5 separate regions of the Mus musculus genome follow, and regions 2, 3, 4 and 5 are each linked to region 1. Evidence: chromatin loops called from intact Hi-C (ENCODE). Cell type or tissue: left cerebral cortex. All regions are shown on one strand.

The links. Peaks named below come from ENCODE experiments on the same cell type or tissue, not always from the same donor. Only the 100,000 strongest peaks of a DNase experiment are listed, where the experiment ranks them.
Region 2: a loop joins it to region 1, with 10 times the contacts of the local background. A loop is called at or near these places in 7 of 42 quality-filtered maps.
Region 3: it touches region 1 in a loop (12-fold over the local background); 2 of 42 quality-filtered maps call a loop at or near these places.
Region 4: it touches region 1 in a loop (9-fold over the local background); 2 of 42 quality-filtered maps call a loop at or near these places.
Region 5: it touches region 1 in a loop (12-fold over the local background); 2 of 42 quality-filtered maps call a loop at or near these places.

Annotation. Positions count from the first base shown.
Region 1 is chr16:20,820,576-20,825,575 of GRCm38, reverse strand. It overlaps the pseudogene Gm9536 and the pseudogene Rps10-ps2. Among named protein-coding and RNA genes, the nearest start is that of Gm22741, 78 kb to the right of the region's middle. In left cerebral cortex, a CTCF peak has its summit at 4,440; DNase peaks (open chromatin) are centred at 196, 1,172, 1,941 and 4,398; H3K27ac peaks cover 2,964 bases.
Region 2 is chr16:21,179,611-21,184,610 of GRCm38, reverse strand. No RefSeq gene overlaps it. Among named protein-coding and RNA genes, the nearest start is that of Ephb3, 23 kb to the left of the region's middle. In left cerebral cortex, no CTCF peak of the experiment used is centred here; DNase peaks (open chromatin) are centred at 1,388 and 2,255; H3K27ac peaks cover 4,290 bases.
Region 3 is chr16:20,728,821-20,733,820 of GRCm38, reverse strand. Thpo (thrombopoietin) reads left to right here and starts at 3,223. Exons shown (of 6, transcript NM_001173505.1): 1 at 3,223-3,318; 2 at 4,604-4,757; 3 at 4,975-5,000. The coding sequence starts at 4,745. Chrd (chordin) reads right to left here and starts at 694. Exons shown (of 23, transcript NM_009893.2): 1 at 526-694; 2 at 187-290. The coding sequence starts at 673. In left cerebral cortex, no CTCF peak of the experiment used is centred here; DNase peaks (open chromatin) are centred at 200, 472, 651 and 1,901; H3K4me3 peaks cover 1,438 bases; H3K27ac peaks cover 2,607 bases.
Region 4 is chr16:20,743,738-20,748,737 of GRCm38, reverse strand. Gm22741 (a small nuclear RNA gene) reads right to left here and starts at 3,430; the gene lies at 3,266-3,430. In left cerebral cortex, a CTCF peak has its summit at 2,280; a DNase peak (open chromatin) is centred at 1,870.
Region 5 is chr16:21,166,533-21,171,532 of GRCm38, reverse strand. No RefSeq gene overlaps it. Among named protein-coding and RNA genes, the nearest start is that of Teddm3, 15 kb to the right of the region's middle. In left cerebral cortex, no CTCF peak of the experiment used is centred here; a DNase peak (open chromatin) is centred at 2,619; H3K27ac peaks cover 1,045 bases.

The sequences.
Region 1 (5,000 bases):
ATAACAATGTATACTTTCACCAGTAGCCTGTTGCGATATGTCTGTTTATCTTCTCTCTGAATACCTAGTAGCGCCTCCGCTCCACTGCTGGTATGAGATGGTGTCTCCTGGAGTTTAAATAGTCATTCCCTTGATTATTAGTGCAGCTGCTGTTCCCTTTGATCTATCTTTCTCTGTCATGGTTTCCAGTGCTGTCCTAGCATCCTATTGGGAAGAGTTCTGTATCCAAGTGCAGGTGCTCACCTGCCAGTCTTCTGAGTGATGAACACATTCATTCTTTATCTTGAATCTTGTCTCCATTTCTGTCTGGCATCCCTTTCAATGGGAATCGCCTAAGTGAAGCAGGTAAAATGTTACCCTCTACTTATGTGATTTTTTTTTATAACCTATTTAAAAAATCTTTTGGGGCTGGCAAGATGGTCCATTAGTTAAGAGCACTTGTTGCTCTTGAAGAGGACCTGGGCTCAATTCTCAGCACCCACATGGTGACTCACAACCATCCACAACTCCAGTTCCAGTGGACCTGCAGGCACCAAGCATGTATGCAGTGCATATACATATATTCGGCAAAATATGCACACATAATGTAAAATGAATAAATCTCAAAAAGAAGAAAAAGAATTTTTTTCTGCCCAAACATAATAAAGACCTCTCTCTATCATCTTTTTAAAACTTTAAAGATTAACTTTTAAGATATTTCTTTGGGGATAAGAAGATTAAAAACCTAATGTTATGTTTTTCTACATTTCACTTTCCCAAGTATTACTTTTAAGAAACATTTATTTATATCGCATGTGAGTGCATGTATGTGCATGTTGTGTGTACATGTGCATGAGTGTCTGAGCACTCTGTGTGTGAGTGTGCATGCACATGTGTGTGTGTGTGTGTGTGTGAGAGAGAGAGAGAGAGAGAGAGAGAGAGAGAGAGAGAGAGAGAGATTGTATAGTCATGCATGTGGAAGCTTCCCAACTTGATTCCTGCCTTCCCAGGAGTGTGTCGCAGGTATTAAAATCAGGTCATCCGGCTTGGCATCAAACACTGCCGCTTACTGAGTCATCCCCACAGCCCTGCTCTGCTTAGCTCTCGAAGTAATTTCTTCCTCCTGTGATTTGAGATCCCAGCTGCTGTGTATCTCTCTTCCATATGTGCGTGGGTCTCACGCAGGGTTCTGTGTTCTGTTTTGCCACCCCACTCTCTTGTTTCCATTCCCCCACCGTTCCACTGAGTCCCTTCAGCCTGGAGATTAAGTCTTCTCCACCCCACTGCCTTGTGTTCTTTTCCAAAATTATCTGGTTGCTGATCTGCTTTGTGAATTTTAAGATCAGCTTGTCAAGTTCCATCCCAAAGGGAACTTCATTGAGATCTGGGTAGAATTTTAATTGGGTTTGCAGATTACTTGGTAGGGGCATCAGCAGGAAGTTGAGTCTTCTGACCCATGAATCTTAATTGGATTACATACTGCTTGCTTGCCAGGAGTTTGCAGGACGCAGAGTCTTCTGATCCATGAACATGTTTCTTCATTTATTTTTGGTCTTTTTAATTTTTTTCACAAGGCTTTGTCATTTCCTCCACTAAAAAGTTCCATGCCTTGGACCAGTGAGATGGCTCAGTGGGTAAAACCGCCTGCCATCAAGTATGACAACCTGCGTTCTCTCTCCCTCTGTGCACACACTCTTTGTCTCATTCTCTTCCCCTCCCCTCTGCCCTCCTCCCCATGATGACTTCCCTGGTCTTGGAGGGACCAGTGTACCATCCAAGAGCTGCTTTCAAATAAACCTGCAATTATATATACTTTAATCTGGCTTGAATTGGCTCATTTCACCAATGCAGAATAACTTATCGCCCTTTCCAATTATTTTTTAAATGTTTATTGTAAAACTGTTGAAAAAAAAATCACACAAAGTTAACCAGACCCAAAGTTAGAGCAGCCCTTTGGCATGAGCACTGTGAAGCTTCACATTGGATTTTATACTTTCACTGGCAAATATATAATTTTGCAAGTTCTACTACCAACACCAAAACTCTGTGACAGAGTTAGCACTGAAAACAGCAATTAGCTTATCTCCTCTTGTGCCTATTGCCTGCACTCAGTTCTTCCTTGGTCCCCTATTTTAACCCTTTCTGTTATTCTGCAACCACATGTACATATGTTCACATGTGTGCATGTGCTAGTAACAGATTCTACATATGAGGGAGGACATGTATTGTGGGGCTTTGGAGGGACGGCATTTGTGGTTTAATAATAAAGGCATGAAGACATCTATATATAATAGGTTAGCTCTCTGGCACCAGAGAAATGAGCCAATTCAAAGGCAGTTTTATTGGGGTGCAAGTTCACTGGCCCCAAGGATTGAGGCCAGGGGAGTAGCCATGGGGAGAGAAGAGGGTGGAGAGAAAGAAAGGGCACACATGCAGAGAGAGAACAGAAGGAGGAGAGGGAGACAGAGAGAGGGAAAGAGAGGACAGCAAGAGGGAGAGGGAGGGAGAGGAAGGAAGAGAGAGAGAGAGAGCACAAAACTTCTGAATTATATAGGGAAGAGCCTCTGGGCTGCAAAGTTCAGGACTGGGAGCAGGGTATTCCAAGGTAGAGTCTGAGGGATGCTGGGAGAACCTGGAGGCCAGGTCTGCTTTGATATGTAAAATATGCACCTCAATATAGTCTAAGGCTGTTGGCTTTTTTTTTCCCCCTGAGGCAGTCTCTCAGCTAGCTTCTAACTTAACCAACTTCTCTGCCTTTGCTTTCCTCCACATGGCTCCCACTGTTCTACCTCTCAGTTCCTCCTGTACCATGCCTGCCCGGACACTGCCTTGCTTCCCGCCCTGACAATAATGGACTGAACCTCTGAACCTGTAAGCCAGCCCCAATTAAATGTTGTCCTTTTAAGATTTGCCTTGGGCCTTTCCAGCCTCCGCCTCGGACCCTGCAGCCGCCGCGATGTTGATGCCTAAGAAGAATCGGATTGCCATCTACGAACTCCTTTTTAAGGAGGGCGTGATGGTCGCCAAAAAGGATGTCCACATGCCTAAGCACCCGGAGCTGGCAGACAAAAATGTGCCCAACCTTCATGTAATGAAGGCCATGCAGTCTCTCAAGTCTCGAGGCTACGTGAAGGAACAGTTTGCTTGGAGACATTTCTACTGGTACCTTACGAACGAGGGCATCCAGTATCTCCGAGACTACCTGCACCTACCCCCGGAGATCGTGCCCGCCACCCTGCGTCGCAGCCGTCCCGAGACCGGCAGGCCTCGGCCCAAAGGTCCAGAGGGTGAGCGACCTGCAAGATTCACAAGAGGGGAGGCTGACAGAGACACCTACAGAAGGAGCGCCGTGCCCCCTGGAGCCGACAAGAAAGCTGAGGCTGGGGCTGGCTGGGCCACTGAGTTCCAGTTTAGAGGCGGCTTTGGTCATGGACGTGGTCAGCCACCTCAGTGAAGTTGGAGTTTATGTTGTATTGAATAAACTTTAAAGAAAAAAAAAAAAAAAAAAGAGTTGCCTTGGTCATGGTGTCTCTTCACAGCAGTCAAACCCTAACTAAGACACACAGCTTACTCATTCTGAGCCGATCAACAGCAGGACTAAGCCCATTCCATATTTAGTATTGTCTTTTGGCCTCTTCCATGGCAGCTTGCTTTTTGACATGATAATTTCAGAGATACCTCTTTAGGGGCAGAAAGTGACAGCATTTACATATCCCTGGCTCTGCCAGAGGATCAATTAACAACTGAAAATACAGGGACACCTCAACATAACCATTTAACACAGTATGTGTGGGTAAGCCACCCTAACAAACATGCGGGGGGGGGGGGGGGGTCTTTTCTTCTAAGATTGTGTGAACTCCCTTAACATACATTTTTTAGATTTTTTTTATTGATTCTTTGTCATTTTCACGTCATGCACCCCAATTCCACTCATCACCCTGTGTCCCTCCATAGATGCCCTCTGACCTTGCAACCTCTCCCACCTAAAGAAAACAAACAAAACAAAATACAAACAAAAACATTTCACTGTGGAAGCTGTGGTGTGTCACACAGTGATATCCTTTTGTTCAAGATATTTTGGGTTTTTTTTTTTTTCTGAAAACAATCTTTATTTAAATAAGGACCTAAATACATTACATAACATTAAAACTGGAGGGGAAAAGAAAACCAAAAGATCAGTTTGTTCTTTCGCATGGCACTGGGCAGCAGCTCGTGTTGAATTGAAGCCTCTACAGCTAGCCACTCGACTAATGGCACCAGCTTGGCATTTGACCCCTTATCATAAGTTTAACTGATGCCAGGCTGGCCTCACCCTTCATATTTCAACATCCCCTGGCTAGGACAGATCTGCTTAAAAAGACCACCCTGGTGGTGAGCTAGATACCCACTGCTTCTCTGGAAAGGTGGCCCTTTCTGAATTCTGCTTGATCAGACAGCAGGGCTTCTTTTTACAGCCAGAGACTCCCTCTAGTGACAGACACAGCTGGGGCAGTGTTACCCATACTCTTGGTCACTTGGGCTATTCAAATGGTGGCATTGTCCTAGGGCAGGGGACTCTGTAGAGTGAGCCCCAAGGAACCTCTGGTCAGACAGAGCCTCCTGTGGTCTTGGGGATCTTGGCTTGGCTGAAACCTTGTTATTGCTTTGTTCCAGGGTGGACACTGCCAGGGCTTACTGCTCAACCTGTTTAAATGAGAGACTTCAAGACTACACAGCATGGCCCTTTTCAGATTATTGCATGAAGGAGTTACACTAGTCCAAGTTAAAAGTGGACCCCAAGTGATTACATTATATAAACTAGGAGGTTTTTAAATTTGTGACAAGGAACAGAAGGGAAATTCTACTCACTGCAAAGAAACCCTCACTTAAGCTTCAGAGAGCCACAAGCACTTAAAGCCCATGAACCATCAGCTGATCGTCCTTAGCCAGTCCAGTCTCTATCAGGAACTGGCATATGTTCTTGGGCTGGTCACCCTGTAGCTGAATTACGTCTTCATATTCTGGGTGCTCAACTACAGTAC
Region 2 (5,000 bases), 360 kb before region 1:
GAGGGCTGCCCAGTTGGAGTTAAGAGTAGCCCAGGTGGAATACAGTAAATAGTAAGTAATAACTCGGGGTTATCAATAGGAAAGTACATTCTACAGCATGGAGGGTAGGCAGCTGCCCAGCTATTGTGCTGTTTAGGACTTATTGTAAATATAAAGGCTGGGAATGTGTCTTTCATTCAGGAACTCGATAACCAAGGCAGGGTAGAAGCCCTGGGCTGGAATTTTAAATATTTTCCACAACAGAGTACCAACATGCTTGGACTTAAGCTCTGTACCAGGCTAACTTTGAACTCAGAGATCTCCTTGCCTCTGTCTCCTGGGATTAAAGGCATGTACCAACATGCCTGGGCCTAAGTGTTTCATGGCCATTATGCCTGAACATCCTATGTCTTCCAGCTCCAAGATCTGGATCAAGGTGTGCCCTCCATTTTCTAGACTGTTGTTCATTTCAGATTAAACGTCCAAATAAAAGCAACAACCAAACAGTAATGATGCCTAGATATTACTATTCCTTGACCAACAACAAAATCAAACAATAAGCTTAGCTGGGTAGGATCTTGCTGAATGACCCAAGGTCACTGATCTCTTAATCTTTTTATCTCCTTGATCATAGGATTCAGCTCCATTCTACCTCCTGGTGCCCCTCTAATATTTGAACTATAGATTTTGTACTTTTCCTTTCAAAGCTTGCAAAGCTTGATCAAAACACTCTTCATGAGACTAAGCCAGAGAACAAAGTCTGTGCTGGGCTTTTTGAAGACTTCTTTTGTCAATGCAATTAATATAAATCCCTTTACCTTAGCAACAAGCAGACTCTTCAGACAAGGGTAAAAAGCAGCCACATTCTTCACCAAAACACCACACAAACTGTCTCTAGGCCACAAAATGAAATTCTTCTCCACTGAAACCTCTTGGGCCAGGTCTGCACAATTCAAATCACTCTCAGTAACAAAGTCTTCCATATTCTTACTAGGATGTCCCATTTAGCCTCACTTAAAACATTCCACTGCTTTCCAAAATCCCAAAGTCCACATTCCTCCAAACAAAAGCATGGTTAGGCCTATCACAGCAATACTCTACTTCTGGTACCAACTTTTGTTTTAGTTAGGGTTTTTATTGCTATGAAGAGAGACCATGACCAAAGAAACTCTTATAAAGGACAACAGTTAGTTGGGGCTAACATATAGGTTCAGAGGTTCAGTCAATTAACATCAAGGCAGAAAGCATGGCAGCATCCAGGCAGGCATGGCACTGGAGTCAGAGCTGAGAGTTCTACGTCTTGTTCTAAAGGTAATCAGGAGAAGACTGTCTTCCAGGCAGCTAGGAGGAGAGTCTCAAAGCCCATCCTCACAGCGACATACTTCCTCCAACAAGGCCACACCACCACACTCTGCCTCCCAAATGCTGGGATTAAAGGCATATGCCAACACTGCCCAGCTGCTCTCTATCTAAATTTTAAATAAACTTTGAAACTGCTAGAAGTTGGGCTAGATAGATGGCTCAGTGGTTAAGAATTATTGCTGCTTTTGCAGAGCACCCAGGACCCACATTAGGTGGCTCATGACCACCTGTAATTCCAGATCCAGGGTATCCAGACCCTCTTCTGGACACATATGCACATAACTGAATATAAAATAAATCTGTAAAAATTATTTCGAAATTGCTGAGATTAAATGTAAAGTTATAACAGTTGCCAAAAGATGGTATTTAATGCAAAGTAGACTATATAAAATTCAGTCACATATGAAAAGCCCCACTCACTGGATTCTATCATCCACAGGTTCAGATCAAACATATTTGTAGAAGGCTAGAGAGATGGCTCATTGGTTAAGAGCACTCACTGCTCTTCCATAGGGCCTTCATCATGACTTATGGTTATAAGTCTGTAACTCTAGTTCTAAGGGATCTGACAACCCCTACTGGACTTCTTGGGCACCAGGCACCCACATGGCAGATATACATATAAACAAGCAGGATACTCATACACATGAAATAAAAATAAATCTTTAAAAAATTGTTATGGAAATAAAAATTATGTCAATACTGAACCGACACATACTGTTTTTCTTGTCAAATCATACAGCACAACAATTTTTGAGGTATCATTGGCATTAGGTATCACAAGGAATCTGGTTTGATCTAAAACATATGGGAGAGACTGGGGGAGAGCCCAGGAAGAGAGAGAACTTTACTGTTAGTGGGAGGATGTGTGTAGGTTGCATGCAAATGCTGTATATCATTTTATAAAAGGGAATTTGCATTTAAGGATCTGCTGACTGTTGGCAGCTGGGTTCTTGGAACTGCTCCCCTGTAACTGCTGAAGGACAACTGCACTGTGGTAGGACCCAGATCCATCTGTAGCCAGCTAGTTAACTCAGTTACTCTTTAACCTCCAGTCGAGATGTAAGTTAAACTGTTGCTACCTTTTCTTCTACTGTACAACTCCAGGGCCTTCAGAATTATAGAAAAAAAGCAACTGCACACTGAGTTGTAACCTCAGCTTCCTTCCTTTCTTCCTTCTTTCCTCCCTCCCTTTCTCTCTAAATATCTATCTTTCTTTCTCAATCTCTTGTAGCCCAGGCTGGCCTCATACTTGCTATGTAGCTAAGAATGACCTTGAATCTCTGTACTCCATCTGTGGAGAGCTAGATACAGGTATTGGCCAGCATACTAAGTTTGTGCAATGCTGGGGATCAAGCCCAAGGCTTTGCTTGTGTTGGCCAAGCACTCTACCAACAGCCCTATCCCATTCCCCACTCTTGTCTCCTCCTGTGCAATCTTATATCACTTATATCACTTCCTTTAAGCCCTTCCTTTCTGATGCTTTGTACTTTTTAAGAAGTGCAGTCCAGGCACAGCTCATATGTTTTGCTGTTTTATATTTTCAGTACCATCCATTTTTAAAATATTGTCTCTGGTGATTTATTTTCTGACCCACAATTTACTTAGAAATAGCTCATTTATTTTCAAATATTTCAGGTTTTCTAGCTGTCTCATTGTTAAGATCCATCTTAGTTAATTTTGTATCCTGGTGTTAAGGTACTGACCACAGTAACTTATGAAGAGAGAGAGAGGGAGATCTGGAAATGATTAGAATCCTTTGAAACTTCAAAGGCCACCCTCAGTGACACACTTCCTTCATCAAGGCCACACCTCTCAATTCTTCACAAAGGATCTTTCCATAGGAGACAAAGTGTTCAAGCATAAGAACCTATAGGGGCCATTCTCACTGAAATTACCACATTGTCTCCCCAGTTTCCATAGGGATATGGCTATAACATGGCTCAAAATGCAGTTAGTAAAAGTTGAAATGACTTCACAATCTCAACATGGTTTAAAAGCCCAAGTCTCTTCTGAGACTCAAGACAATCTCTTACCTGTAACCTCTGTAAAAATCAAAAGCAAAACCCCAAATTATATATTTCCAGCATGCAATGGTGCAGAACATACATCACCATTCCAAAAGTGAGGAAAGAAGGCTAAGTGAAAAAAATACTTGACCAAAACTAGACCAATACTCTGTGAGACAATAGCTGTAATCCAAATCCTATGTCTCTGTATCTGGTGTCAGAGAGCTTAGGTAGCTCTGACTTTCCAACTTTGGCACCTGCAACACACTGCTCTCTCTTGGGCTAGCTCCATTTTCTCTATGAAGCTATCCTTTGTAGCTTGTCATGGCTCTGGTATTTTCAAAATCTTGGGATCCTGATGCAAACCAGGCTTCCCCTTCATGGCTTCACATGGTGACCTCTCAGAGATTCCCCCATCGAATATTTGGCCTCAGCAATTCTCCTTAATCATGAAAGAAGATTCCACAAACTCCTTCACTCACATATCCTTCATGAGTCATGTCTTGGAAGCTTTCTTCTGTGACTTTTAGGATCAGAACATTTTGCAGACCTATCCTGAAGTAAGAATTTCCAGTTTTTTTTTGGAGACTCCATTGTGTCATGAGATGGGTTTTCTGGAAACTGCCTTGTGAGGGGATGTTTTGCTGAGAACAGACACATGGTATTTTTCTGGAAGCTGTCTAGTGAAAGGGCATGTGATGTTTGGAAAGAGTGTAAGTGTAACCCAACAGACAGTGGATCATGCTCAGGCATTGGTTCGCCTTGTTTTTATAGTTGATCTTTGCTCGTCATGACTTCTGTGGTGGTTTGAATACGTTTGGCCCAGGAAGTGGCACTATTTGGAGGTGTGACCTTGTTGGAGGAAGTATGTTGCTGTGGGCATGGCTTTGAGACCCTCCTCCTAACCACGTGGGAGCCAGTATTCTAGCAGTCTTCAGACAAAGATGTAGAACTCTCAGCTCCTCCTGCACCATGCCTGCCTGGATGCTGCCATGCGCCCACCTTGATGATAATGGACTGTACCTCTGAACCTGAAAGCCAGCCCCAATCCAATGTTGCCCTTATAAGAGTTGTCTTGATCATGATGTCTGTTCATTGTAGTAAAATCCTAACTAAGATAACCTTATAGAAAGAAACTTCTGGCGGTGTTCTGGCTGCTTCTTGCCACTTGAGCAGACTCAAGCTGATTGGCAGAGTCTTGTGGTATCTTCTGGACAGAGCCACTGCTGCTCATTCGTGTTTGGTGTTTTGCAAGTAGACTGGACTGCTGACAACAAAGATTGGAATTGCCGCAAAGAATTTGTCTTAGTTAGGGTTTTACTGCTGTGAAGAGACAGCATGACCAAGACAACTCTTTTTTTGGGGGGTGTGGGGTGGGTTCAAGACAGGGTTTCTCTGTATAGCCCTGGGGCTGTCCTGGAACTCACTTTGTAGACCAGGCTGGCCTTGAACTCAGAAATCCGCCTGCCTCTGCTTCCCAAGTGCTGGGATTAAAGGCATGTGCCACCATGCCTGGCTGACCAAGGCAACTCTTATAAGGACAACATTTACCTGGGGCTGGCTTATAGGTTCAGAGGTTCAGTCCATTATCATCAAGGTGGGAGCATGGCAGCATCCAGGCAGGCATGGTTCAGAAGGAGTTGAGAGTTC
Region 3 (5,000 bases), 92 kb after region 1:
GGGGGGAAGTTGGCTAAAAGCCAGTCACATTGTGGGCGATCAATAACTGTCAACACCGCAGACTTGAAAGCGGTTTCCTCCGATTTGCGGACCAGCCTTCCCCTGAGCATCTCCGAGTCTACTACTTAGGACACCAGCGTTCCGCTACCCTCTAGAGTAGGGCAGGCAGCTGCGTTATCCACTCACCGCTTCACAGGCGCACAGCACGCAGCGCATCACCCCAAAAGGCTCCCCCAGGTCCGGGTGCCACGTCTCGTCCAAGGCATAGACCTTCCCGCCGAAGGAGCAGCCTGCGGGGACGGGCTTGGCTGGCGGCCGCTGTCCGGTTGCTCGTGCCGTAATGCCTGCTCCGGGCTCTGCCCGCCAGGCCCATGGTCCCTTGGCACCGTGCACCTCGCCGCCTCTGCTTTCCCCTCCCACCCTCCCGCTGCGCGAAGCCACCTGCGCCCGGGGCCCTCTCCCTGTGGATGTAGACTTGCCAGGAGTCAGACTCCCCTCCCGCACCTCCCCCTGGAGCCCACCTACCTGCCGCTCCCCGGACAGGCAGCGGCTCCTTCTCGGAACGGATGGGCAGTGCTGGGGGCTCAGGGCCAGTGCCACTGGCCGGCCGCGAGCCGAGCAGCAGCAGCCCGAGGAGCAGCCGCGGGGCCGGCGGGGCCGGGAGGCTCGGCATGACGCGGAGCAGACAGCTGGGGAGGCGGGCGGGAGGAGGGAGCAGGAGAGGGAGTAGGGCCGGACCGGAGGCGGGCCGGCAGGAGGGGGCCGGGGCCAGGAGGGGGGCAGTGGCGAGGGGCTCGTCTCACAGTCGCCTGGTCGGCTCCCGGCCGGGCGGGGCGGGAGAGAGCGGGCGGAGGGGCGCTGACCCGGGCCGTACTCCACTTTAGTGCCCTAGGCGCCGGCTCTGGCCCGTTTTATGCCCGCGCCAGGCGTCCGGGCCCGGGGCCTCCTCTTCAGCAAACGGGGCGCGGCGGCGGCTCCACAAGGAGCCCGGCTGAGCCCGGGGGGTCCGGCCCAGCAGCAGCGGCCGGATCGCGAGTGGGGGAGGGGGACAGGCTGGGACCCGGCAGGGGAGGAGGGAGGGACTGGAGGAGGGGGGAGCGGAGTGGGTAGGGGGAAGGGAGGAACTAGGGGGCGCAAAGAGGGAGAGGAGAGGCGGGCCTCGACACCCCCACACACGCTCCTTGCGACCACCCCTGGAGGTGGTGTCCACCCCAAGACCAGAGGCTCAGGCTAGTGAAGGGCAGAGGCTGAGCCTCGGGCCTGTGGCACTCTTGAACGAGATGGGCCGCTGGAGGATGAGGACTTGTCTTTGAAAATGACACCGATCCACCCCTACCTAGGACCCACAGCACCCCCTTCCTTTCACTCTGGCTGTATTCCTATTTCCCTTCTAAGGTCTCTCCTCTTTCTTCACTTCCCAGGGACAGGAACCTAGCCTGTGCTTCCCAGAATCAAGCAGTGCTTCCCTGAGTGGAGTCATAATTCACCAGCACCCCAACCTGCTCTCAAGTCCATCCAACTACCACCTCTGGCTCTCTCATGCTTTTCCTTCATCCAAGAGATGACCCTCTTCCTCTCCAGCTCAGTCCCCACCTCCTTTGTCCTGCTTTTCTAGACAAGCCTCCCCATCCTACACACACACACACACACACACACACACACACACACACACACACACGCGCGCGCGCGCGCGCGCGCGCGCGCACCGTTCTTCCCACTATCCCAGCACTAGGCTTCCTAATCTTAGAAGGCATCTCTTATTCAACTGGAGAATTCCGGGATCCAGGCCATACGCCTCAGTAGATAGCCCATCCTCTCTGAGGCGCAGAGAAAGCCTGAGGAAGACAAGGGAGAGAGGACAGGGTCAGGCCACAAGGTCCCTGAGGACAGAGACTGTGGGGAGACAGGGACTGGGGAGAAAGCACAGGAGCTAGAGCCAGGGCCAAAGGAAGAGAGGAGCCAGCAAAGAGGTATTTGTGGGGGAGGCTCGGCAGCTGTCCTTCCTAAGACAGGGACAGATGGGCCTGGTTATTTCTCTTGTCACATGTATAGTGGTAGGACTAGAAGAGGATCATTGAGCAATCAAGGGCAGGCTTGCCCACAGAGCTGAGGGGGTTTAGCGCTCCAGGTCCCTGTACCCCTAGTAGAAAGACTGAGCCCAGTCAATCTGTCTGTCTGTCTGTTTGTCTGTCTGTCTGTCTGTTTTAAATAAGATCTCATTATGCAGCCCTGGCTCACTAGGTAGACCAGGCTAGCCTTAAACTCTCTGAGATCCACCTACCTCTGCCTCCCAAGTGCTGAGAATCAAGACATGCTCTGGGCTCAATCTTTTGGAACTCACTCTGTAGACCAGGCTGGCCTCGTACTCAGAAATCCACCTGCCTCTGCCTCCCAAGCGCTAGAATTAAAGGAGTGTGCCACCACTGCCCAGCTCTGGGCTCTTTTTTTTTTTTTTTGTTTTTGTTTTTTTTTATTTATTTATTTTTATTATATGTAAGTACACTGTAGCTGTCTTCAGACACTCCAGGAGAGTCAGATCTCGATGGTTGTGAGCCACCATGTGGTTGCTGGTATTTGAACTTCGGAAGAGCAGACGGGTGCTCTTACCCACTGAGCCATCTCACCAGCCCCTCTGGGCTCAATCTTAACCAAACACATATCCCTTTACTTCCCGGGTCCCACATATTGTCCATACTGTCTTTCTGATAACGTGATCATTTTCTAATATAGGCAATACCTACTTTGCCAGTTGGAAAGGGGAAATGCCAGGAAAGACACTCCTCTGGAGCAGGGGAATATAGAAGGAAAAGCAAGCAAGCCAGCATGCTGTCAGAATTCAGCAGCAGGTATACTGTTCAGGGAAAAGAAATTTGGAGAGCCAGGAACTGAGACTTCATCCATCTAAAACAAGACCTCTCTTTCCCAGAGAGAACCGTATTCTGCCAGATTTCTCCTGGACTAACCCTCTTCTCTCTCTCACTTAGGTCCCAGGTTCTCATGTCGCCAGGACATGAGACAGTTCCCGCTATACAAATTCTCTCTAGAGTGTGTGTGGGTGGAGGAGCTGGGCTCTATTCATGGACCATGGTCCAGCCATGGGCTCTAGTCCCAGTAGACAGGAAAAGAAGTCGTCATTTCCGGGGGAGCCTTCACCTGGGCTTGGTGGCTCTCTGCTCTCTGATTGGGCGGAAGTGGCCTGGGCAGGCTTGTGACCCTACTACAGAGGAGGGGCTGTACCCCAACCAGTGTCTTCCTACCTACTTGTTCCCCAGAGTGCTGCCTGCTGTGCACCTGGGTCCTGAGGCCCTTCTCCACCCGGTGAGTGGCAAGCACCATTTGGGGTTAAGTGGGGGTATGGTATGAAGAACAAAAAAGAACCGGGCTCTTAGCTGGGGGAGGGGCAAGCAAACTGGAACCTACAGGCACTGACCTTTGTCAAGAAGAGTGGAGCCTTCCCAGAATGGGAGGAGCAGGACAGAGCAGGGAAAGGGGGTTGGGTAGCTGGTTTATGAGGGATTATTCACAGACTCAGAATTCAGCATAGGTCTGGCTGCTTTGGGGCCATGAGAAAATAAGAAAGGGGGTGCGTGCAGGCCTGGAGAACTTTGTCCAGAGGAACGTAATCCTAATTCCCACCCTCATATGGTCATTCTTGTTAGCTTAAGGTTCTGAGTCTGGCACTGGGAAGCTGGGTCAGGTGAGCCAAGGCACGGAAAGAGGGTAACAGGAGGGGGGCGTGTGTCTGTTGACAGACCTACAGGAGATCCCAATATTGAATCAGGTGCAGGTCTCGGCTCAACTTGTGAAAAGAGGAGGGTCCTAATGCCTCTTTGCTCAACTTGTGAAAAGCGAGGGTCCCAGGAAGGGCCTGGAAGGGATCTGGAGGGGGCAGGGAGGCAGATGCAGTTGCCGTAAAAAAACGCTGGCAGTGTCTAAGGTGAAGGAAGCCATGTGAGGCAGATATCATCTTGCTCTGTAAGTGCCACCCAGGTCTCTGGCCTCAGGAAAGAAGTCCTAGTTCTATTACCCACTTTGACTTGAGTACTTGAAAATCCAAAGAAAAGTCCTGGGTTTTATTTGTGGGCCAAAAGGGAAAGAATGTCCAAGTTTCTCTTTTAATTCCTGCCTCTGGTGGTCTGTTATGTCCTTACCCAGTCTGCCTCAGTCCCACTCCCAACACCGTTCCTTAGTGCATGTGTCCATTTGCCTGCCCATTTGCTTTTTCTTCTTGGCCTGGTGACCCATTTTCCACTCTTCTCCAAACTTAACAACACCCCTCTCTATTCCCGTCCCACATTCTCTCCCAGCTAACAACCAATGCTCAGAATTTGAGTCCACTTAAAATGTGTGCGTAACATCTCGCTGCTCTTAGCAGGGCAACAATTGGTAGATGGCACCAAGATCTTATCAGAGTCACTGAAGAGCTGTTACAAGAGGAGGCACTATAATGCTTCAGTCACAAGAAAATATGGGACCAGTTGGAACACAAACAGCTCTGGCCCTAGCTGGCCAGCAGTTCAAGGCCTCCAAGCACCCGTTTCCCGTGCCAGAAAGTCTTTTCCTTGAAACCTGATGAACGATTCACTATTTCTGTCATTTTCAGGACAGAGTCCTTGGCCCACCTCTCTCCCACCCGACTCTGCCGAAAGAAGCACAGAAGCTCAAGCCGCCTCCATGGCCCCAGGAAAGATTCAGGGGAGAGGCCCCATACAGGGAGCCACTTCAGTTAGACACCCTGGCCAGAATGGAGCTGACTGGTAAGGCTACATGAAGGGCTAGGGACAAGTTCAAGAATGGCTTGGCCGCAGGGCAGGTGGGCAGAGGGCTGGGAACCCCAGTCTCCCCTAGAAAAGGGGTCTGTCTGGACAGCAGACCCCTGGATTTCAGGTCTGGCCCAAATGGGGATCCCTGAGTCACCACCTGAGAATAAGTTTCTCCTTATCCACCCTTCACCGTCACCTCTCCTCATCCAAGATTTGCTCCTGGCGGCCATGCTTCTT
Region 4 (5,000 bases), 77 kb after region 1:
TACAGAGCTCTCAGCTCTTTCTCCGACGCCATGTCTGCCTGCATGCTGTTACATTTTCTGCTATGACAATAATGGACTAAACCGCTGAAACTGTAAGGCAGGCCCAATTAAACGTTTTCCTTTATAAGAATTGTTGTGGTCATGGTATCTTTTCACAGCAATAGAAATCCTAAGACTTACTTTTATAAGTTGCTTTGGACATGGTATTTTATCACAGCAATAAAGAAGTAACTTATTTAGGATCTGATATCCTCTTTGGCCTCCATGAACACCTGCACACACGTACACATGGAGACACACTATATACATACACGTCAGTAAAAAAAAAAAAAAATTTAAGATTTATTTATTGTTGTATGTAAGTACACTGTACCTGTCTTCAGACACACCAGAAGAGGGCATTAGATCTCATTACGGATGGTTGTGAGCCACCATGTAGTTGCTGGGATTCAAACTCAGGACCTTCAGAAGAGCTGTCAGTGCTCTTAACCACTGAGCCATCTCTCCAGCCCCAGTAAAATGTTTTAAAAATAAAAAGATAGATAGCATATTAGTTGTACAGATAAGTCCCCGTGAGACCCTGGTGGTGTGGCAGCTCCTGCTGACAATGTAAAGTGAGGGTCTATGTGCATCTCAGCTGCTCATAGTATGCAGACCCCAACCTGAAGGAGCCTGTCAGCAGCACAAACTTCCAGAGCTTCAGAACCACCATTTGCTTTCCAACAGCCTCACAGATGGCTAAGATGCACAGTGACATCTTTGAGATATCACAATGCAAACAGTGTGGGCTTAACCGGGTGTGGTGGCGCACGCTTTTAATCCTAGCACTTGGGAGGCAGAGGCAGGCGGATTTCTGAGTTCGAGGCCAGCCTGGTCTACAAAGTGAGTGCCAGGTCAGCCAGGGCTACACAGAGAAACCCTGTCTCGAAAAAGCAAAAAAAAACAAAAAAAAAAAACAAAAAAACAGTGTGGGCTTACACCTTTATCTTCTCAATGCACTGGACCCAGACACCCCTGGGATAGAGTAGCAGGTGGAAACTATGCCCTAGGTATCATTTTGTACATCTTGCATGTAATTATCAGGTCTTTAGATGTGATCATTAAAAACTTTGAGATAGGGGCTGGAGAGATGGCTCAGTGGTTAAGAGCACTGACTGCTCTTTCAGAGGTCCTGAGTTCAATTCCCAGCAATCACATGGTGGCTCACAACCATCTGTAATGGACACCCACCCTCTTCTGGTGTGTCTGAAGACAGCTATAGTATACTCGTATACATAAAATAAATAAATCTTTAAAAAAAAAACTTTGAGATAAATAGTAAAATCCTTTCAGTTCTTCTTCCTGCCTCCTTTCTCTGCAGCTCCCTAGCCTGTCCCTGTTCCAACTCTCCTCTCTTCAGTATAAGGTAGTATAATGTTTCTTTGATGGCCAGAGTAGAAGGCAGAAAAAAAATGAGAGAAGGTCTGTTTGTTTTTTTAAGACAGGGTCTCACTATGCAACTTGCTAGGTAGACCAGGCTGGCCTTGAACTCACAAACATTTCCCTACCTCTGCCTGCAGGGTGCTAAGTTCAAAGATGTTTGTCATCATGCCTGGCAGAAGGTTTGAATTGTAAAGAATAATTTCGTGACTTCCCTCTTATATTCATGTTGGAGAAAGTGGTTTCCCTCAACTTCCTTCAGAGTTGGAACTTCTTGGGGAGTCGGGCCACCATGTTCGAAGGTAGGGCCACCAGCAACAGCCAACTGCAGATGCCATTTCCAGAGTGTTCTTGCTTTGTGTGTGGAGAGTCACAGCCATAGCCACCTGCTCCTGACTCACACGCCTTTCCCCAGCCTTGCTAGACGCATGAGGCCTGCCAGCTGCTGGGCTGGAAGAACAAGTACTTGGCAGGATTTCTTCCCAGTCCTTCCCCTTCTTCCCCCTCCTTTGAGGGCTCCATGCCAGGACCGCCAGACAGTTTCTCTTGCCTTGGCACCTGCTGTCTTCATGTGTGTTCTGCTCATTCCTCTGAACATGTGAGCGTGGGGGTCTCTGTCACCAAACAGACCAAGGACCTCAACAACAGCACAGGACTTCAAAAGAGGAAGAAAAACCCCAGAGTCTCACAGCAAGGCTGCCGCTCAGCCAGTAAGCCTGACTGGCCAAGGTGAGTGGACCAGAAGAAGCTGGATGCCCCACCGCAGTTCATTACAGAGGCTCACAGTGGCTTGGGCCACCTCTGCTGTCCACAGAAAGACAAACAACTGTCAGTACTTGTCAGCAGAGGAGGTGCAACTCCACTTGTGGCCTCTAGTCAATTTGCCAAAAATTAAAAACCGAAAGCCAATTTGCTATGCTCTCTCTGAGACTGTCACATGCAGACTTTTTCCAGCATTTGTGATTTGTTTGTTTGTTTGTTTGTTTTTAACTACTTTAAGATTTGTTTGTTTGTTTGTTTGTTTTTAACTACTTTAAGATTTGTTTGTTTGTTTGTTTATCTCATGTATGTGAGTACACTGTCGCTGTCTTCAGACACACCAGAAGAAGGCGTTGGATCCCATGACAGATGGTTGTGAGCCACCATGTGGTTGCTGGAAGAGCAGACAGTGCTCTTAACCTCTGAGCCATCTCTCCAGCCCCAGCATTCATGTTTTGTGCCTGGCCAGGTATTCGACAGCTACTTCACAAGTGAGGACCAAGAGGCTGTTGGGACAGGGACTGAGAAAGTGAGTCAGACAACTAAATGTTTTAATTGAAACTTTAAATAGGCATTGATTTAAAAAATAATAATGTTTAAGCTTTAGTAGTAGTAGTAGTAGACTACATGTATGTGCTTATATGTGTGTGTGTGAAAGTGCTTATGTGTGTATGTCTGTGTATGTTTGTGTGTGTGTGTATGTATATACGTGTGTTTGTGCTTGTGTGTGCTTGTGTGTATGTACTTGTGTGTGTGAACTTGTGTGTGTATGTGTATGTGTGTGTGTGCACATGTGGAGAGGAGCCACAATGAAAACCCAGAGGGCAATCTTGTGAGTCAGTTCTCTCCTTCCACCGTGTGGATCATGGCAAGTGTCTTTACCCACTGAGACATCTTGGTGGCCCCAAAACACAGTGGTTGTGGTTTTGGTTTTTGGTTTTTTGGTTTAGTTTTTTTTTTTTTTTTGGACAGCTGGTATTGTGGTTTGGAGTAACACGTGAATTTTTCTTTCTTACATTTTTGTGTTTATAGTTATTTTATAGCTTTTATAATTGTTATAGTATTATAGTTATTCACAATGATTTATAAAGGAGAGGGTATGAATGCAGTCCTCACTACCACAAATTGTGCAGTCAAGTTTCTCTCATTGGGGAAGCCCCAGTATTTAGCACATCCAGAGGGCAAGGGATGAGCTTTGCGCCCTGGGAGAACCACCTCCATGATCATGGTGACACAGATGCATACATAGTGAGCTACTCTTATGACGAGGAGCAGCAACCCTGGTGCCTGTTTTGTACGTGAAAACATCAGAGGCAAACCGGTGTGTGGGGACTCCATTCTCAGAGAACTCTGATCATGATATATATATATATGTGTGTGTGTGTGTGTGTGTGTGTGTGTGTGTGTGTGTGTGTATCATACTATGTGCCTAATAGATCTCCCTTTTGTCACCTGTAACACTGCTGCCAGCAGCCCATACTCAGTCTGTGTATTCCACATGTATCTTCCTTCATATATGGTCTCCAAGTTGTTCTCTAGTGGCCTCCAGCTGTCAGGCTGAGACGTGTCTTCCAACCCTCAGACACATACTTCCATTCTGTGATTATAAGACTTCTTTTCCTTCCTGCCTCTGTCCTTGTGTCACCTGCTTCTGTGTTCTTGTTCTGTTTTATTCAGACAGGGTCACATTAGCCCAGACTGTCCTGAACCCACTGTACACAAGGACAGCCTCAAGTGACTGATCCTCTGTACCATACCCTCAGGACTGGTTTGCCTCTGTTTTTCTACTTTCCATTATTTTTATAAAAGTCTAAGGAGCAAGATGCCATCAGTTGTTTCAAAACATTTTTTTTTCTTTTGGTTTTTCAAGACAGGGTTTCTCTGTATAGCCCTGGCTGTCCTGGAACTCACTCTGTAGACCAGGTTGGCCTCGAACTCAGAAATCTGCCTGCCTCTGCCTCCCAAGTGCTGGGATTAAAGGAATGTGCCACCATTGCCCAGCTCAAAACATTTTTACAACATACCAACCCATCTTTGGAGTGCAGACTTTGCTAATGGCTGAGTGTCTGTCTTCAAAGTAGAGAGGTCGACCAGGATTCCTCCCTCCCAGGAGGCCCCTGGATCCCCATGTCTACCCACCCCTATGTTGATTGACATTTTCAGACATCCATAGCTACAGTTTGAAAATGGCCCTTCTTAGTTACTGCCATAAATGATTCATAGGCAACTTGGCCACAGCCCCACCATTAACAAAGTCCTAGAACAGTGGCTGTCTGTGGCCTGATATGCCAAAATCTGGATTCTGCATATTAAAAGTATGTAAAGAATATCACTAGGAGATCAGATGGAACATGGCAAAGTGGAACTATATGTGAATTTTCTCTTTGAAAAGCAAGGGTTATCAAAATCACCTCATCTGTCCAACAGCCTGTGTGTTCCCTGCCTTTGTGCTGGAGAATCTCGGGAGTTCAGTCAAACCCTTAAGAGTGTGGAAGGCCTTCCTGGCCCTAGCTTAGAGGCCATATAATGTTGTACTAGTGAGTGTTCAAAGACATTGTGACACTGCCCAAGAAAATCACCTTCCATGGTTTTTGTTGTTTTGGGTTTCTTGTTCTTTTGTTTGGGTTTGGTTTGTTGTTGTTGTTTTGTTATTGTTGTTGTTGTTGTTGTTGCTTTTAGTTTTGTTCCCTGATGCTGTTAGTGGCTTAAAGGGGCATGCATGGGGTGCCCTCTTGAGGTCTCTGGATGCCAGGAATTTGAAGAGACCACACACAGGACTGGATTTCTTAGGTCATCATCCCACTTCCCTAGGGACTGAGGGA
Region 5 (5,000 bases), 350 kb before region 1:
ATTCCACATGCTGCTTCCACAGAGCCTTGCACTTTCCTCTGGATCAAGCTGCTGTTACTGATTCATGTTTGGAGTTTGCCAATTGAACTGGACTTCCACTATCAATTTGTGTTTGATGTTTTGGACTGGACTGCTGATATTCTGACAATAAAGATTGGAATCACCCCCAAAGAACTATTCCTTTATTTTAAAAAATTATATTTTAATTATCCTTAATCTTTTTTTACAGTCCAGCCATTATCTCCCTCTTGTTCTGCCCTCTGACATTTCCTCATCCCGTTCCTCCTCCCTGTGGCGAGGAAGATGCCCCCCACCTCCACCCACCCCACCAGACCTCCCCATTCCCTGGGACCTCAAGTTTCTCAAAGGTTAGGTGTGTCTTCTCTTACTGAGGCCAGCTCAGGCAGTCCTCTGCTGTATATGTGTGTGTTTGGGGTAGGGGTGGTGGTGGCTCTTATCAGCTAGTGTATGCTGCCTGGTTGGTGGCTCAGTGTCTGAGAGATCTCAGGGGTCCAAGTTAGTTGAAACTGCTGGTCTTCCTATGGGGTTGCCCTCCTCCTCAGCTTCTTCCAGGCTTTTTCTAATTCAACCACAGGGGTCCCCAAGAACTACTTCTAAACAGGTCCACAACCCCTGTTTCCTAGTAACCTTTCTTTTCCCCTACCTTTGGTCAGTGAGCTAGAAGGGAGGTTGAAGTGTTGAGGAACCCTTATTAAAGTAGTTTTGAAAAATCTAAGCCTACAAGAATTCCAGAGGTTCTTCATGTCTCATGACAGTGTGCACTTGGCTTTTATTATTAAATAAAAATTTAATTTTATTTAGTTGCTTTGATATGTTGGTGGGTATGTGTGTTTGTAGATTACAAAATACATAAATGCTTTATCCATATGATGCTACGTATATGCATATGATCTCAGGACTGAACATTATCAACATGGCTGCCTAAAGAAGACCTGAAGAACACCAATGGACATATTAACAGGGAACTGGGAAAGCTCCTTGGGCCTCAACCCTAGACAAAGAGCTATAGGTAGCTGGGGTATGCTGACACTGGAAGAAATGGTCTTCCCACAGGAAGAGCCCCACAGTTGTTTATCCAATACCAAGGAGGCAGCATTGTCTTTATGGCTCCATAGAGTTTCAGACAACATGCCATTCACTATTTTATTTCTCAGTTTGGGAGGATGTCCCTGGAGGATCTATCTGGTAATTCTTCAGTGTCTTGAACCCTACCACCTGTTTGGTATGGCCCTTTAGTTCCTCCCCTTGACATCTTCCTCTACAGGGACACCATGCACTTCCCAATGTACTTCCTGATGCACTTCCCAGTGTATTTCTTGATGCACTTCCTAATGCACTTTCCATGCACTTCCTGATTCACTTCCCAATATACTTCCCAATGCACTACTAGATGCACTACCCGATATATTTTCTATTGCACTTCCTAATGCACTTCCCAGTACTGCAATAGGGCACTTTCTTCCTGGCGGTGCCCCTGCCTTGGCGGGGCTCCTCTTACCTTGGTTCAACCCTCACTCAAGTCTGCAGCATCCTGCTCCTCCTCAATCCCTCCACTCCCACAGCCTGGTTCTGGTGAACATTGCCATGCATCCCCCTTCCCTCAGCCTCTGCATCCTCCAGGCCTACATTCTCTCTCTCTTCTCATCCACCTCCCTCCCAGGCCCACCTCCCACCCCCTCTCCCCCTCCCTTTTCAACTTCCTCAATTCACACTTGCCCCCCAAATTACAGTCTTTCTGTGGGAAAGGATGCTATGGGTCGTCCCCTGCTCTGTGTGTGTGTGTGTGTGTGTTCCATGGTGGGCCTGGGAAGGTGAATGGTCTCTGTGTCCAGCTAGGAGAAGCCAAAGGCCTGAGTATGCAGCAAGGCTTACCCAGAGGTCTAACATCCTGAGAAAGTACAGCCACAATGCCTATCCCAACCCAACTTGACAAATCTGACCCTGTGATCTCTTGGTGGCAGCTTATGAGGCAAGGAGTAGGCACTACTAGGTCTGTAAGCCTGAGGGGGCTCCTTTGGGACTAGATAGTGGGTCCCCTCCCTACAACATTGATGGGGCTCTCTTATATGGAGATCTGATATGCAGGATACACTGAACCAGACAGTGAGTCCCCCTTCCCGCAGCAGTGACAGGGCTGTCCTTTCAGAGAGTTGATATGCATTTGAGACATACCTTCAGTCACCCTCCATTCTGGGAGATGAAAGCAGTTAAGAGTTTTACAGTGGCTTTCCAGCAGGCCTGGCTGGGCAGTGGGGGAGGCCCTAATGCATTTACAGAAGAAATGTGATCAGAAGAGCTCTTGACAAAATGCAATGCTACAGAGGTTGTGTGTGTCAATATGAAGCTACACACTGGCCCCAAACTTTTCATACAGACAGCTATCCTTCACGGTGAAGAGTGAGAAAATGGCAGAATTCAAAGTCAGAGTCAACGTGGATGAGTACTACAGGCTGTCTTGGCCGGGACAGCGTGTGCTGTTAGGAACATTCTGAAGACTCTTAAATTATACGTGCGAACTTAAGGGTGAGAGGAATAGAATATAAATATGTATACATGGGATGATCACAGACATGTGAAATAAGAATAGGAGCGTGGAAGGAAGGAAACGCAGAGTGGGAGGCTTTTCTTTAGGAAAAAAAAAAGTGTTATGAGATAATTCGGAGATATATTAAGGCCGGTGGAACAATCCGCCTTCCAGGCAGCACTGAACAGCAGAATCCCCACAGCTAAGGCTCCGGGGACCCTCCTTCCCCCAACCTTCTCTACGCCCCATAGTGAGGATTTCTAAACCCTATAGAATGGGTATTACTTGGTATAATACTGGGTTATTGTTTTTTGGTTTTGAGATACAAATCTCAACTTCCTTCTGACCTTGAACTTGCTATGTAGCTAATGATGCCTTAAATTTCTGTTCCTCTGCCTGTACCTCCCCAGTGTTGGGGTTAAAGGCTCCCACCACCACACCCAGCTAGAATGCAGTTTTATTTCTTGTTGATTTTTTTTTTTTCCTTTTTTTAGTCAAATCCTCACCATATATCTCTGGCTGGTCTGGAACTCACAGCAATCCTCTTGCTTCTGTTGAGAGTTTGGGGGCATCAGCCTCTGGGCTAGAGAAGAGTTTTAGTATCAACTATGAGAATGCCCCTACTGCACACACATGGTAAATTATGGGTAGCATTTCTAGGCTTGTTGTTGAGCCAACATGATGCTTTGGGGTTCACTCGTGTTGTTAAACCTAGCTCTGTTCATTCAGGAAATAAGCTAATATTTATAAAGAAGCCTAACTGGGACACGATGCTACTCATTCTTATTTTATTGCTTTTTTTTTCCTAAATTTTATTTATTTTCTGTGGGAGGTGCATAAGTGTGCCAAGGCATGTGTGTGGAGGTCAGAGGAAGTTAGCTCTCTCCCTCCAACATGTAGGCTCCAGACTTGGTAGCAAATGGCTCCACCCTCGAGCTGCCCTGCCAATCCTGCTTAATGCTGATCATAATAAGCAAAATTTATTTTGTTGTGGAGTAGTATAATATTGTCTGTTGACTATATTTAACACACCAGGCATGGTGGCATGTGCCTGAGATCCCATCTCTCAGGAGGATGAAGAATCTAAGGCCAACCTCAACTACACAGTGAACCTGTCTCACAAAAAAGCAAAAATCAAACCAGAGACCTGCCACTCTGTACCTCGTATTGATGAACCTCAGCGCATTCCCATTTGTCCTTATTATAAACCAGGTTCCTGGGACATCTGGTTGGCATCACCTTGTGTGCATGTTGTTTGTACAGGATGCTCAGCAGGGTTGTGCTGCGGAATTGCAAGGCATGCCTGGCTTCTGTGTTTCAGGTTGCTGCCCGGCCTTTTTCTAAAGCGGCTTCTAAACTGTATCAGCAGCTTTTGGCATGATCAACTTTCTGCAGTTCAATGATGTGGACAGTTGCTTCTCTATGGCATCAGTCTGTGTTTCTCTAATGACTACAGTTTAGAGGTTAAGCATTTTTTTCCATTTGCATTTTGAGTCTGTTGCCTTTTTTCCCTGTCTTTCTGTCCATTGTTGCAATTTTCCCATTGATATTTAAGAAAGCATCTTTATTTCCATGTGTTCAGTTTTGTTTTGTTTTGTTTTGTTTTAAGGTCTGCTTTGTTACCCAGGTTGGTCTTGAACCCTTTCCTTCTCATGGTCCTCTTGCCTCATCTTTCCAAGCATACTCATGCCATGCCTCACCAGGCCCACCAAGGCTTACTTTTTACCCCCTCTCTGAACAATACAGTAACCACCTACTGGCAGCCCAGAACACCACCTGCAAGTATTCACATATCTCTCTGAACAAAGGGAAATGTTTCTTCTCCCCTTGACCACAACAACCATTGGACTTCTTTTTAGCCTCTCATGTAGCAGAGGTAACAGGCTAGCACTACCAGGCCCAGCCCAAAGCTTTTTTTGTTTTTTGGGTTTTTTTGTTTGTTTGTTTTTAGGTTTTTTTTTTTTTTTTTTGAAACAAGGTTTCTCTGTGTAGCCCTGGCTGTCCTGGAACTCACTTTGTAGACCAGGCTGGCCTCGAACTCACAGAAATGCAGCTGCCTCTGCCTTTTGAGTGCTGGGATTAAAGTTATGTGCCACCACTGCCTGGCAGCTAATTTTTAATAATGTAAGTAGGTAGCCCGTTAGAAAACAATGAAAGATATAAGACACAAATAATAGTAGAAAATAGAAAAACAGTATAATAGCAGATTCAAAAAGAAAGAAAAATAATTATAAGACATTATTACATAAGACTCCATGGCAGCCTACTTGAACATCTAGAGAAAATTATCTCTAAAAAAATACAATTAACTACAATAAAAAGGAGAATTTAAGTAGACCGGTTGGAATAGCAGAAACTGGAAAAGTCAAAATAATCCAGGGGACAGTCTCATGTAGCCCAGGCTAGCCTCAAACTCTGTGCAGCTGAGAAGTAACCCAGGAGACAGCCTCATGTA